Linked DNA regions of Homo sapiens: region 1 is linked to region 2. Evidence: chromatin contacts called from ENCODE Hi-C or POLR2A ChIA-PET data. All regions are on one chromosome and are shown on one strand. Each heading gives the region's core, a stretch centred on a gene start or an enhancer-like site at or near the end of the contact. The rest is flanking DNA. Distances are from core to core; before and after follow the strand shown. Region 1 holds the start of PAOX (polyamine oxidase). Region 2 overlaps INPP5A (inositol polyphosphate-5-phosphatase A).

What was found. A loop is a pair of places that touch in the nucleus more often than their neighbours do. ChIA-PET counts read pairs that join two places held with the same protein, here RNA polymerase II (POLR2A). Pooled maps may share reads with other maps.
Region 1: a map with no recorded cell type shows a loop between it and region 2 (4-fold over the local background). The contact joins the promoter of PAOX here to the enhancer-like site in region 2. A Hi-C loop is called at or near these places in 2 of 37 single-sample maps with no recorded cell type and 2 of 50 pooled maps. POLR2A ChIA-PET finds 5 or more read pairs at or near these places in 1 of 52 experiments (HEK293).

What each region holds. Positions count from the first base shown.
Region 1 is chr10:133,377,559-133,381,059 of GRCh38, reverse strand. It overlaps PAOX (polyamine oxidase), which reads right to left and starts at 1,798. Exons shown (of 7, transcript NM_152911.4): 1 at 1,563-1,798; 2 at 575-1,061. The coding sequence starts at 1,743. It overlaps LOC124902563 (a long non-coding RNA gene), which reads left to right and starts at 2,169. Exons shown (of 2, transcript XR_007062395.1): 1 at 2,169-3,501. RefSeq lists silencers at 1,463-1,872, 1,973-2,232 and an enhancer at 2,206-2,705.
Region 2 is chr10:132,550,085-132,553,705 of GRCh38, reverse strand. All of the region lies in intron 1 of INPP5A (inositol polyphosphate-5-phosphatase A), which reads right to left. Among named protein-coding and RNA genes, the nearest start is that of INPP5A, 14 kb to the right of the region's middle. RefSeq lists enhancers at 2,115-2,855, 2,856-3,598. Within about 2 kb of position 2,130, at least 7 of the 41 ENCODE cell types and tissues checked have a DNase peak (open chromatin) inside an H3K27ac peak, as active enhancers do.

The DNA of each region.
Region 1 (3,501 bases), core at 549-3,048, 830 kb before region 2:
TGTCTGGCCCCCTCTGCAGTTGAAGCCCCTCATAAATACAGGAGCAAGAGAAGTCTTTACTCTTCTTCTTTTTTTCTCTTTTGAGATGGAGTCTCACTCTGTCGCCCAGGTTGGAGTGCAATGGCGCAGTCTTGGCTCACTGCAACCTCCGCCTCCCAGGTTCAAGCAATTCTCCTGCCTCAGCCTCCCGAGTAGCTGGGATTACAGGCATGCACCATCACGCCCGGCTAATTTTTGTATTTTTAGTAGAGATGGGATTTCACCATGTTGGCCAGGCTGTTCTTGAACTCCTGACCTCATGATCCACCTGCCTCAGCCTCCCAAAGTGCTGGGATTACAGGCGTGAGCCACCGCACTCAGCCTTACCTTTCCTTCTTTTAAACACTCTCTCTCAGAAATAACTTTTTTGGCTTAAATGAGCAAAACTAGGGAAAGGAGCAACCAGTCTGTCGGAATGGGGAGGACAAATGGTCTCCTGTCCCTCCCATACCCAAGCAAGAGCGGAGCTCAGCCAGCCCCGGTGCCCTGGGGAGCCTGGTGGGAGGACTGGCGGGGCAGGGGCTCAGGCACGCACTTAGAAAAGGTGCAGTCCAGCCCCGGCAGCACGGTATACTCCCCAAAGGGTGCCAGGGCCACCAGGTCCATGCTGTGGGTGCCGCTCACACAGCATTCCAGGTTGAAGAAGGAGTTCAGGACGGCCAGCTTCAGCTTCCTGGTCTCCTCATCCTCTGTCCAGCCGGCCACGTGCTGGCCAATCTCCTTCTTGAGGTACTCCCCGACGCTGGGCACCGGGGTCTCTGCAGCGTGCAGGAACTCCCGGGTCTGGTCTATCAGGCCGTAGAACAGAGTCGCCATCTCCGCCACCAGCTGGAGGCTCACGCTGGCCCCGGAGCTGGCGTAGCTCACGGAGGGCAGGCCCACGTGACCCCCGGTCTCCACCAGCTGGTTCTCCTGGGACAGCTCCTTCTCCCCCAGCAGCCCGTACTCAGCAGCCAGCTGGAAGACGGGGTTACCCCGGGAGGGCCCATGGATCCAGTGCGCGCCCACCTCCACCACGCCACCTGCGAGGGGACAGCAGATGCCACCTGGAGGTCCCTTTCCTAGAAGGGTCACCCCGAGCCCTTCTCCTGGGCCACGCCCACGCTGGCCTTCCCAAGGAGGATGTACCACACTGTCCCCAAGGGCCCTGTGGTCCCCCAGGGCAGGGCCCTGTCAGACCCAGTTTAAGGGGAGCACCTGGGCAGGAGGGCACTTGTCGGGCGGTGTGGACCAGAGGGAGGGGCGCAGGGTGGGCGTACCCCGGGGCTGGGGGGGCCCCCGTGGGGCAGAATCAGGGCGGCCTTGTGGAGCCGTAGGTCGCCTTCCCTGGCCGGCGCCCTCCTGACTAACTCTGAGCCCTGAGTTTCGGGGCGGTGAACTCTGGCGGATTAAGCGAGCGGGGATTCCCTCGGGGAGCCCGGTGAGGCGGCCGGGCAGGTCGGCTGCGCGCAGGGCAGGTTGGGGCCGGCGAGTTCGGGCGCAGCCGGTTGGGTTCCGGGAGGGGCTCCGGGAGGGGCGGTTACCGAAGCAGCGCTCCGAGCGGATGCGGCCCCCGGCGCGGGCCGTGGCCTCCAGGACCCGCAGGTGCGGGAAGGCGGAGTGGCCGCAGAGCCTCTGCGCCGCGCCCAGCCCCGCGATGCCGCCGCCCACCACCAGCACCCGGGGTCCGCCCGGGGCCTCCCCGACGCTGCCGGTCGACTCCATCGCGCGGTCCGGGCAGTCCGAGGGCTTCTGAGTAGCCGGGAGGTCTGGAGCTCTCGGAGGAGGCCGGAGGCGGAGCGAGGGGGCGGGGAGGCGCTGGGAGGGGCGGGGAGGGGCGGGGAGGCGCGGGGAGGCGCGGGGAGGGGCGGGGAGGGGCGGGGAGGGGCGGGGAGGCGCGGGGAGGGGCGGGGAGGCGCGGGGAGGGGCGGGGAGGCGCGGGGAGGCGCGGGGAGGCGCGGGGAGGCGCGGGGAGGGGCGGGGAGGGGCGGGGAGGGGCGGGGAAGGGGCCGGGCCGAGCCCCACAGTGCGCCTCGGCCTCCGCGAGCCTCCGGACTGGGCTCGGGTCTCAGAGGGAAGCGCCCCGCGTGGGAGGGCCCGCGAGGACAGGCGTCAGGGAGCGTCCCGCGCTGCCGGGCGGTGCGCGCGAGCGTCCCCATGGAGGGAGAAGCCGGCCGGCCGGGCGGGCCAGTGTCTCCTCCAAGGGAGACGAGGGCGCAGCGAGCGCTTCCCCCAGGGACCCGCGTCGAGTGCGAGGGCGCAGTGGGTCTGGGGGTGCCACGGTGTCAGGGGTGGGACCTGGGAGAGCTTAACGCGTCCGGAGGGGGGCTGTGAAAGCCTCCAGCATCGCCAGCGAGCCGTCAGTTCGCGTGTGCGCGCGCCTGCGTGTGCGCGTGTAGTCACAGGGCTGCAGGGACACAGGACCAAAGTACAAAGTACACTCGCAAAGTACAAAGTTCAGAAGCCGAGGGCAAGTGCAGAAACGTCCCTCGCCCGGGAAGTTGAGCGCACACCCAGGCACGCCTGTGTTTCTGGAGAATCCCCGGTGCAGGCGGCCGAGTTTTCTGCTGCATCGCAGCCCGCGGGGGTTGGAAAGGCTCCCGCCCTGTTTTCAGGCGCGTCCCCGCCTCCTGAGCCCCGGTCCTCTGCCGAGGGGCCGCGCGCTCCAGTTTGCCAGCGTGAGCTTCACTCTTCGCTCTCGGCGTGGGCCTCCTGAGCCGTGTCTTACTTTCCTTTGATTCCCTCTCGTCCCAGCTGGAGAAAAGGCTCCCGGAAGGGTGACCTGGTGTCGCTGGATTCCACTCCCCATCACTCCCTAGCCAACCCCGCGAGCTGAGCTCCAGGCAGGGAGAGGGGCGGGTGCCTGGGAGTCGGGCTGACTCCCTGGGCGGTGGCGGGCAGGGGTCGAGCGTCCTCTGTCCGTCAGGGGCCCGCAGCACCAGGAGGCGACGCTGGATGCAGTGGCCATCTCCTCCTGCCTCCAGGCCATGGGGAACCCAGGGCGGATCCCGGGTCAGCAGGGCCAGCTGTCCACCAAGCTGACCCACCCGACATGCCAGGACTAAGGAAAGAAGGGCTGCCCCACACCCTTAGTCGGATGGCAAGTGTTTGGGGTGCAGCCCCCGCCACGAGTGTCACCTGTTCTGCCTGAGCAGGCTTCTCTCTTACTCCCTGCTCTTGGGCCTGAAGCAGAGCCGCTGGCTCAGTGGGGCGCTCCATTCTGAGGTCCCTGGCATGCACCACGGAAGCCCAGCGGGACCACCCACCCACCTGCCCCAGCTCCCCAGCGGAGGTCCTGAGATGGCAGATTAAATACTCTGGGGTTCTGAATTCCACAGATGAACTGGGTCCCCCACGGGTATGGCCAAGGGAACGGCCCACTCCCTAGTGGCTCCGTGTGAAATCGAGCTGCTGCTGCTCTCGCCGCAGGGCCCAGCTCACTGCCCAGACATAGGAGCACATCGCCCTGCGCACAGGCTGGGT
Region 2 (3,621 bases), core at 881-3,380:
TCAATATTCCACACCAAGGCTCTGAGAAGGCATTCACCAATCCTCCCTCCCTATCCTACTCAATATTCCACACCAAGGCTCTGAGAAGGCATTCACCAATCCTCCCTCCCTATCCCACTCAATATTCCACATCAAGGCTCTGAGAAGGCGTTCACCAATCCTCCCTCCCTATCCCACTCAATATTCCACACCAAGGCTCTGAGAAGGTGTTCACCAGTCCTCCCTCCCTATCCTACTCAATATTCCACCAAGGCTCTGAGAAGGCGTTCACCAGTCCTCCCTCCCTATCCTACTCAATATTCCACCAAGGCTCTGAGAAGGCGTTCACCAGTCCTCCCTCCCTATCCCACTCAATATGCCACCAAGGCTCTGAGAAGGCGTTCACCAATCCTCCCTCCCTATCCTACCCAATATTCCACCAAGGCTCTGAGAAGGCGTTCACCAATCCTCCCTCCCTATCCTACCCAATATTCCACCAAGGCTCTGAGAAGGCGTTCACCAATCCTCCCTCCCTATCCTACCCAATATGCCACCAAGGCTCTGAGAAGGCGTTCACCAATCCTCCCTCCCTATCCTACCCAATATTCCACCAAGGCTCTGAGAAGGCGTTCACCAGTCCTCCCTCCCTGTCCTACTCAATATTCCACCAAGGCTCTGAGAAGGCGTTCACCAATCCTCCCTCCCTATCCTACCCAATATTCCACACCAAGGCTCTGAGAAGGCGTTCACCAATCCTCCCTCCCTATCCTACCCAATATTCCACCAAGGCTCTGAGAAGGCGTTCACCAATCCTCCCTCCCTATCCTACCCAATATGCCACCAAGGCTCTGAGAAGGCGTTCACCAGTCCTCCCTCCCTGTCCTACTCAATATGCCACCAAGGCTCTGAGAAGGCGTTCACCAGTCCTCCCTCCCTATCCTACCCAATATTCCCCCAAGGCTCTGAGAAGGCGTTCACCAATCCTCCCTCCCTATCCTACCCAATATGCCACCAAGGCTCTGAGAAGGCGTTCACCAATCCTCCCTCCCTATCCTACTCAATATTCCACCAAGGCTCTGAGAAGGTGTTCACCAATCCTCCCTTCCTATCCCACTCAATATGCCACCAAGGCTCTGAGAAGGCATTCACCAATCCTCCCTCCCTATCCTACTCAATATTCCACCAAGGCTCTGAGAAGGCGTTCACCAATCCTCCCTCCCTATCCCACTCAATATGCCACCAAGGCTCTGAGAAGGCATTCACCAATCCTCCCTCCCTATCCTACTCAATATGCCACCAAGGCTCTGAGAAGGCGTTCACCAATCCTCCCTCCCTATCCCACTCAATATGCCACCAAGGCTCTGAGGAGGTGTTCACCAGTCCTCCCTCCCTATCCCACTCAATATGCCACCAAGGCTCTGAGAAGGCGTTCACCAATCCTCCCTCCCTATCCCACTCAATATGCCACCAAGGCTCTGAGAAGGCATTCACCAATCCTCCCTCCCTATCCCACTCAATATGCCACCAAGGCTCTGAGAAGGCATTCACCAATCCTCCCTCCCTATCCCACTCAATATGCCACCAAGGCTCTGAGAAGGCGCCACCAATCCTCCCTCCCTATCCCACTCCAACTTCACCAAGGCTCTGAGAATGCGCCCATAAATGCTCCCGAGTGAATGGGAGACAAGGATGCAGGAGGACACAGCCTCACACAGAAGCTCTCCTGGTCCTTGGGCCTCCTGCTCCACCAACAGACTCAGCACAGCAGAATCAGAGGACACCTGGACCCCTGTGTGGGGGGTACTGCCAGGTTGGGCCGCAAGGCAGGCAGAGCTCCAAACCCCAGGGACTCCCCGAGCAGAACCCAGTTTAATCGTGCAGCCGACTATTCAGAGAAGACCCCGGCTGGCTCTTCTGACAGTCTTGGTCAGTCCTGCCTCTGTCCCCCTGGGTCCTGCCTCTGTTCCCTAGCTGGTCAGGCCCATTCCCACCCCACGTCCCTCCAGCCTGGGCCCAGGCCTCCACCTTCCACCTGTGTACGACGCACACACTGCCCACTGCAGCAGCGAGGGAGGCACAGCCGTTACAGCAAACAGGAAGTTGCAACAGCTCTGAAAAACCGTAACGGTGATGGAGAAAATTAAAGCAAGTCATATGTCCCCACAAGTCTGTGTGCTACTTGGACAGATGTCTTTCTCAAGAGAACCAGCTCCTCTGAGAGTCCCACCCAAATCCCCCCACATGACCCACAGTGGCTGGTCCACTTTGCACCCAGGCGTATGGCAAACACTTGCTGACCCAGAAGCCCGGTGTCCCCCGACCACCTGGAGGGACGCTGCAGGCAGATGACGGTGGGCTGGCCTGTCCCCTAACTAAGGCACTCTTTGCAAGAAACAAAGCAGCAGGCAGTCAACCCAGTTCTCAGCTTCACACTCGCAGGCTCATCCATGTGGTCAGAGTGCCAGGGACCACAGGAAGGGGCTCCCCACTCAGCTCTGCAGTCTAACATTCACAGTGCCAGCAGGTGGCAACTGACAGCCGCTCAGAAGCCTGAAAGGTAGGCAAGGGAGGGTGCTCAGGGATAAGGCTCCACAGCTGCCCACCAGGCTCGCACTCTGGGCCTCATCCCCATCATCTGCTCAGTGGGCTCAGGCAGGAACCTGGACCAAGCAGCGTGTGGCTACTGAAGCCACTGGCCCAAATGGACCACAGTGCAGCCCCTTTCAGGTGGACCCCTTTCCAGGTGGCCTGCAGAGTCCCCACCACATGGCCCACTGTCACCCAAGGATGGCCAGGTCCACCCTAGAGAGCCACGCACCCAATGACCACCCTGAAGGCCAAACGCCATAGGGGCCAGTTGGTGGCCAAAGAGACAACAGCTATGTCTGGCAGAACCGCCCCTGCAGTGCCAAGGATCTAAGACAACAGGAGGCGAGGTCAGCGACCATGGCCCCTCACACTCTGGCGGCTGCCACCTCCACCGTCTTCCATGAGGTCAGGCGGGACCAAACTAGTGTTTCCACTTGTTTTAATAGTGAAATAGCCAGACACCCCCACTCCCAGCTGTCCTACAGTGGACGTCCTGTGGCCAGCGAGCCCAGCCAGAATGCCGGCTTGGCCACTTGCATTCAGAAGGTTCGTACCATGCGGCTCACAGCCAGGCCCTCTCAGCACGTCAAGGGACACAGCTGCCGGTTCACGGAAAAGCTCAGCCCAAGGGTGTCGCTTCCCTCCTCTCACGGGCGCTGCTCCAGGTGTGGTGAGGTGCACCTTGGAGTGACAGCAGTGTCACAGGTGGCACTAGCTATGCAGAACCTCAGAGTTGCTGCTGAGACCTGCACCTGGACTCCCAAAAACCACTGACACCCAGGAGAGAGCGGTCGCTGGAGAGGACAGGGACTACTGGCCAGAGGCCTGAGACAGCCCCCCGAGCAGCCTCATTACATCCCTGAGAGGCTGGGTGAAGTGAATTAACCTGCGGGACCACTCTGACCCTAAACAGTGGCAATGTGGTCTCCTAAGCTCTCTCTGCTCTCCCCGATAAATACTAATAACTCAAGACTGACCCCATCTTCTACTGCCTGGTTAGTAACTCGAGCCTGACCCCATCCCCTAATGCCCGGTTAGTAACTCGAGGCTGAC